2 separate regions of the Homo sapiens genome follow, and region 1 is linked to region 2. Evidence: chromatin contacts called from ENCODE Hi-C or POLR2A ChIA-PET data. All regions are on one chromosome and are shown on one strand. Each heading gives the region's core, a stretch centred on a gene start or an enhancer-like site at or near the end of the contact. The rest is flanking DNA. Distances are from core to core; before and after follow the strand shown.

Region 1 (3,140 bases), core at 517-3,016, 77 kb after region 2:
TACATCATAAGGTACAGAGACAAAAAATTTGGTGTGCTGGAAGGAAAATAAAATGGATTCAATTGCCTATTAAACATAAAATTATAGAAATTATAATGGCCTTTTAAATATATGCAAACACATGTACACACACACAAAAGATTCTATGGCTTTTACTTCAGAACTTTAGCCATGAGATAAAAAAAATTGACCAGCTTGCAGACAAAAACCTGTTGAATCCATAGTGTGGTTTTTATCTTAATAGAAAAATAAAAGCAAATTTAAAGCAAGAAGAAAAGAATTTTTTTTAAAAAGAGAGAACTTAGGAACTCTATAGCTTGCAGGACAACCTAGGGTTCTTAATGTATATGTGCACAAAGACCGTATTACCTTCATTTTACATAAACTCTGCCAAGTAGAGGTGTCATAAAACCTACCAAGTGATATCAGGGGGTCATTCTTCTTGTTTTCTCATCATTCTTAGATTATTTGTTTCCCACTTTTTTTCCTAAAAGGAGGAACTGAGCTGTGGCCTAGGGTTTATGTGTGGTGAATCAATGTGTGCTGCTTGTGGGCAGTACTCCACAGTGTGTCACCACTGAGTTGTTTCCACCCTCTTACATGTCTCAGTTTCTCTCTCCAGAGGTGTATGACCTCTGAGAGGGCTCAAAATGCTGGGTGATCTGCCCTCATATGTGTTTCCTGGACTAGCCTTTTTTTAAAAGTTAATTTTTATTGGGGATTTCCCTGCAGGGCCACTCCATGTCACAGGGGGTCAACCCCAAGACACTCCCACAAGGCCCCCAGTTGCTTAGGGGTGCCTTTTGCCTGGGAGGAGCAGATGCCCTTTCACTTTGGAGCTGAGAAAACTCAGTCTCTCATTTTCCTATGTAAACCACAGTTCAGTTTCTCACACAAATCCACACAGACAAGCCAAATGAGATTAATTTGGGGAATAAAAACAATAGAGGAGACCCTTTACAACACATCTCCAAACTAGAATTAGGATTCTTAAACAACAACTTCCTAGGAGGAAAAAAATAGCAACAGTCAATACTACTTCCAGTAAACTGTACTCAGCCACCCCCTACTTTGTAACTCGTCTGCCATTACACATGCCAAGGTAAAATCCTCTCACAGTACAAGGTAATCTGTGGTAATCTCAAAGCCAAAGAGATCAGGTCATTCAACATAGGAAAACAGAGCTTTGGACTGAGAAAAAAATCTGCCCACAACTCTTGGAACTCCACAAAGAAAACAGACACCCCTAAAGGGGTGAGTGGTGCCTTTGTTCTGAATTCTTTAAAAGAGTTCAAGTCATTAGAAGCCTTCTCTAGATTTTTCATACTGCAAATGGCAAAAGGCAAAAGGAGGTATAGGGTGGAGGAAAAGTAAACAAAAGAACATTTGTTTTTTTAAAGACAGGAAGCAAACACAGAAACCAAGAGCATGGTTTTTAGGTTTTGTTTTGTTTTGTTTTGTTTTCTCTTTTGCGTCTGCAAAGAATTTTAGCCAAATTAGACAGGCTTTGTTACCCACAATTTGGAATTCTCACTCAGATTTGATCAAGTCAGGTAAAGTTCATCAAATCTGATGGGAGAAATACTGGAATGTACAAAAAAAAAAAAAAATCCCAGAAATGTGATCACTAAGCACTGTAATGGTAAGGAGAAATTAAGTCCAGCTAGTTGTTAAACATTAACCAAGACAAAACCGCAATTCAGCTGTTTACCTACGGATGGGTTTCAGGCCAAAACTGCCCTCTGCCATCCTAGAATCAGGAAAGAAACCTCAAATTCATCCTCCCTCCTGGGAGCGAGCTCAAACTCCATAGAGTTACCTGCCTTCCATTGTCATGGAAACAGGAAATCTTGCCTTTCTTGTAGGAAGCAAGTAAAACTCCAAAAAAAACAAAAAGGAGTTGTACAGCAAAATAAACTTCAGATCTTGTCTGAATTTTGGGGTATCAGAGATTCTCTGGAGGGGTTGCTCCCAGACCTCAGCCAATTGTCTTCTTTGTTTGAGCCATAAATTTAGCTCATGCTGGTACCAAGCACTGATAGGACATTTATCAAAGGTCAGGGAACCTCCACTCAGAATCTCTTCATGGTTACCAAAATATGAACCCTGAATATATGAGACAGTTCTCAGATAATTTAGAAAGTTTATTTTGCCAAGGTTGAAAATGTGCACCCATGACACAGCCTCAGGAGGTCCTGATGACATGTGTCCAAGGTGGTGGGGGGACAGTTTGGTTTTATACATTTTAGGGATACATGAGACATCAATCAACATATATAAGATGAACATTTGTTCGGTCCAGAAATGGGAGACAGCTAGAAACAAAGGCAGAGCAACTTGAAGCATGGAAGGGGCTTCCAGGTCATAGGTAGATGAGAGACAAATAGCTGAATTCCTTTGAGTTTCTGATTAGCCTCTCGAAATGAGGCAATTTGATATTCATTTATCTCAGTGAGTCAAGGGCTGACTTTGAATAGAATGGGAGGTAGGTTTGCCCTAAGCAGCTTAACTTTTCCCTTTAGCATAGAGTTTGGGTTGCCAAGATTTATTTTCCTTTCACAATCTCATGTGTCTAGCTATTATGTTAGAAATGTCATTATTTCTTTATATACAAAATTGATTATAAAAGTAACGACATTAAACGTGGGTATTCAACTTACCTCAAACTTTTAGTAGTTCTCATTACTTGACATCACTTCTTCTTATTTCTTCATCTTTTATATGGATTAACTAACTGATTATTAATCTCTTCAGAATTCTAACATGCTATGTTTTTAGAGTTCTATTCATTGAACAAGATATTTTCCTTGCCCTAACAGGTTCTATGGAGATTTGATGGCAAGAAGCCAAATACTTTAGGTTCCAATACTCGACTGTACAAGTGGTTACCCCAGAATGACCTTCTTGGTAAGATTCTGGAGAACAAACAGTGAATATATTAGTAACAGCAAATTGGAGTGATAATAGTTCAACATAAAACAAACATATTTAGCATTTATTATTGGAAAACTAAAAAACAAATCAAATTTAACTACTTTATATTTATTTTCCAGTCTTAGTATAAAAAGAATGCACTATAGTAGTTGGCATTTTATTACATACAGTCACATTCTTTATGGTCAGAATAAAAATCTCTTTGT
Region 2 (2,953 bases), core at 25-2,524:
ATGGATGTAAATTGTCTCAGTTCTCAGTTAAAAGACATAGAATGGCTGAATAAAGAATCATGCTGCCTTAAAGAAACCCACTTCACTTATAAAGCCATACATAGACTGAAAGTGAAGGGATGGCAAAATATATTCCATGCAACTAGAAACCAGAAAAGTACAGGTGTAGTTATAAACAGATTACAAATCAGACGGGAAAAAAAAAACAAAAAACAAAGACAGTAACTACATGATAATGAAGGGGTCAGTTTAGCAAGATTTAGTCATTATACTTACCAAAACCTGAGCTCTCAAGCATGTAAAGCAAACATTAACAGACCTAAAGGCAAAACTAGCATGCAACACAGCAATAGTAGGAGACTTTAACACCCCATTCTCTGTAATGGAAAGATTATCCAGGAAGAAAATCAACACAGAAACATCAGAGTTAAAGTACACACTAGATATGAAGGGCCTAACTGACATATACAGAAAGTTTCACATAATTGCTGTAGAATAGACATTCTTTTTATTAGCACAAAAAATGTCTCCCTTAATTCTATGATAGGCTACCAAACAAGCCTGTACAAATTCAAAAACACAAGTATCATATGAAGTATATTTTCTGACCACAATGAAATAAAACAAAAAATAAATTAAAAGAAGAATCTGGAAAACAGACATGAACACATGGAAATTAAACATACTGCTAAATGACAAACATGTCAATGAAGTTATTAAGAAGAAAATTTAAAAATTTTGTGAGACAAATGAAAATGGAAGTACAGCATACCAACATCTATGGAAGATGGCCAAAAAAACTGTAAGAAGAAAGTTTCTTGTAACAAACATCTGTATCAAAAAAGTTGAAAGACTTCAAATAACCTAATCCTATACATCAAAGAACTAAAAAAGCAGGAACAAACCAAACCCAAAGCTAATAGAAAGAAAGAAATTATAAAGACCAGAACACAGTTAAATAAATTTGAGGCTAAAATAAACACAATACAAAAGATCTATGAAACAAAAAGTTGTTTTTTTGTGAAGATGATGGAGAAGAAAAGAGAAAATCAGTTAAGTAAACAATTAAGGCTGGTCCTCAAAAATGCTGCCTTCCTGAAAACTCACAACTACAGGAAAAATAGAGCAGCTTGGGGAAAAACTCAGACTGCAGAAGCTGCCTGCCTAAAAAAAAAATCACAGCTACAGTGCACCTGCACAGATAAGCCACAGATAAGCAGGCAAGGCATGCAATGTCCAGCATAGAAACCCTTTGCTCTTTGTATGATTAGTAAGCTCCCAGGAAAAAGTGTCCTCCCCTTTTCAGACATGTACACAGTGGGCTCCATGGGAATTTGCAAAGAGAGGAGGGGGGTGTACCTAAAACAAACCCATCATTATACAAACGCAAGAAACAGCACTTTGTGCTTTCCTGGAGACATATCCACAATGACAGAGAATAACTGGGAGATATGCAGGCGGTTTTATAGATAAGAAAAGTTACTCAGTTACAGAGATGAAACTATGCAGGCAGTTTTATAGATAAGAAAAGTTACTCAGTTACAGAGATGAAAGCAGTTCCTCATAAGAGCTTTTGAATACAACCGTAACACAGCAACCATCAGGGAACCCTCTCCACTGCCGAGAGCTTTGTTTTTTTGTTATTAAATTTTTGCTCCAACCTCACCCTTTGTAACCACGCTTCTTAATTTTTTTGGTCCTGAGATCACAAGCTCTGATAACACCTTAGACAACCAGACCAGTGACCCTGACTTGTTTCAAAGATCAATGATGTTAACAAACCTTTAGCTAAGTTAAGCAAGAAAAACATAGACAAGATGCAAATAAAAACCATCAGAAATGGAAAAAGAAGAGACATAAAAACTGAGACCAAAATAATACAAAACTATTAGAATTGTTATGATAAATTAATAGTAAACCTAGAAGAAATATATGAATTTCTGGACTCAAAACTTACTAAGATTGAACTATAAAGCGGTTGAAAACATCAAACAAATAATAATGGGCAAGGGATTGAAGCTGTTATTGAAGTAATAAAATGTCTTTCATCAAAATAAAAAGGTTCAGAAACTTATGATCCCACTTTTGAATTATACCCAACATGTAACAGCTTGATACCAATCTGACTCAACCTTTTCAAAAAAAAAAAAGAAAAGAAAAAGAGAAATAAAAAAAAAAGGGAATAATTCAAACTCATTCTATGAGGATAATGTTACTCTTACACAAAAACAAAGCATGGGCATAACAAAACAATAAAACTACAAGCCAGTATCACTGATGAGTATTGATATGGTTTGGCTCTGTGTCCCCACCCAAATATCATCTTGAATTGTACTCCCATAATTTCCATGTGTTGTGTGAGGGACCCTATGGGAGTTAATTTGAATCACGGGGACTGTTTCTTCCATACTGTTCTCATTATAGTGAATGAGTCTCATGAGATCTGATGGTTTTATCTGGGGTTTCCACTTTTGCATCTTCCACATTTTCTGTTGCTGCTACCATGTAAGAAGTGCCATTCACCTCCTGCTCTGATTCTGAGGCCTCCCCAGCCATGAGGAACTTTAAGTCTAATTAAGCCTCCTTTTCTTTCTTTTCTTTTTTTTTTTTTTTTGAGACAGAGTCTCGCTCTGTCCCCCAGGTTGGAGTGCAGTGGCGCGATCACGGCTCACTGCAAACTCTGCCCCCCGGGTTCATGGCATTCTCCTGCCTCAGCCTCCCGAGTAGCTGGGACTACAGGTGCCCACCAAGGCGTCTGGCTAATTTTTTGTATTTTGAGTAGAGATGGGGTTTCACCGTGTTAGCCAGGATGGTTTCAATCTCCTGACCTCATGATCTGCACGTCTTGGCCTCCCAAAGTGCTGGGATTACAGGTGTGAGTCACCACGCCTGGCCAAGCCTCTTTTTCTTCACAGTATCTGGTTTGTCTTTATCAACAGTGTGAAAACAGAAA

Evidence for each region. A loop is a pair of places that touch in the nucleus more often than their neighbours do. ChIA-PET counts read pairs that join two places held with the same protein, here RNA polymerase II (POLR2A). Pooled maps may share reads with other maps.
Region 1: a loop to region 2 is called in a map of Calu3, with 11 times the contacts of the local background. The contact joins two enhancer-like sites. A Hi-C loop is called at or near these places in 5 of 168 maps with a recorded cell type or tissue (Caco-2, Calu3, GM12878 and 2 more), 19 of 37 single-sample maps with no recorded cell type and 7 of 50 pooled maps. POLR2A ChIA-PET finds 5 or more read pairs at or near these places in 1 of 52 experiments (HepG2).

What each region holds. Positions count from the first base shown.
Region 1 is chr4:68,654,862-68,658,001 of GRCh38, reverse strand. UGT2B15 (UDP glucuronosyltransferase family 2 member B15) reads left to right here. Exons shown (of 6, transcript NM_001076.4): 4 at 2,820-2,907. Among named protein-coding and RNA genes, the nearest start is that of UGT2B15, 14 kb to the left of the region's middle. Within about 2 kb of position 1,766, at least 4 of the 41 ENCODE cell types and tissues checked have a DNase peak (open chromatin) inside an H3K27ac peak, as active enhancers do.
Region 2 is chr4:68,731,637-68,734,589 of GRCh38, reverse strand. No RefSeq gene overlaps it. Among named protein-coding and RNA genes, the nearest start is that of UGT2B15, 62 kb to the right of the region's middle. Within about 2 kb of position 1,274, at least 3 of the 41 ENCODE cell types and tissues checked have a DNase peak (open chromatin) inside an H3K27ac peak, as active enhancers do.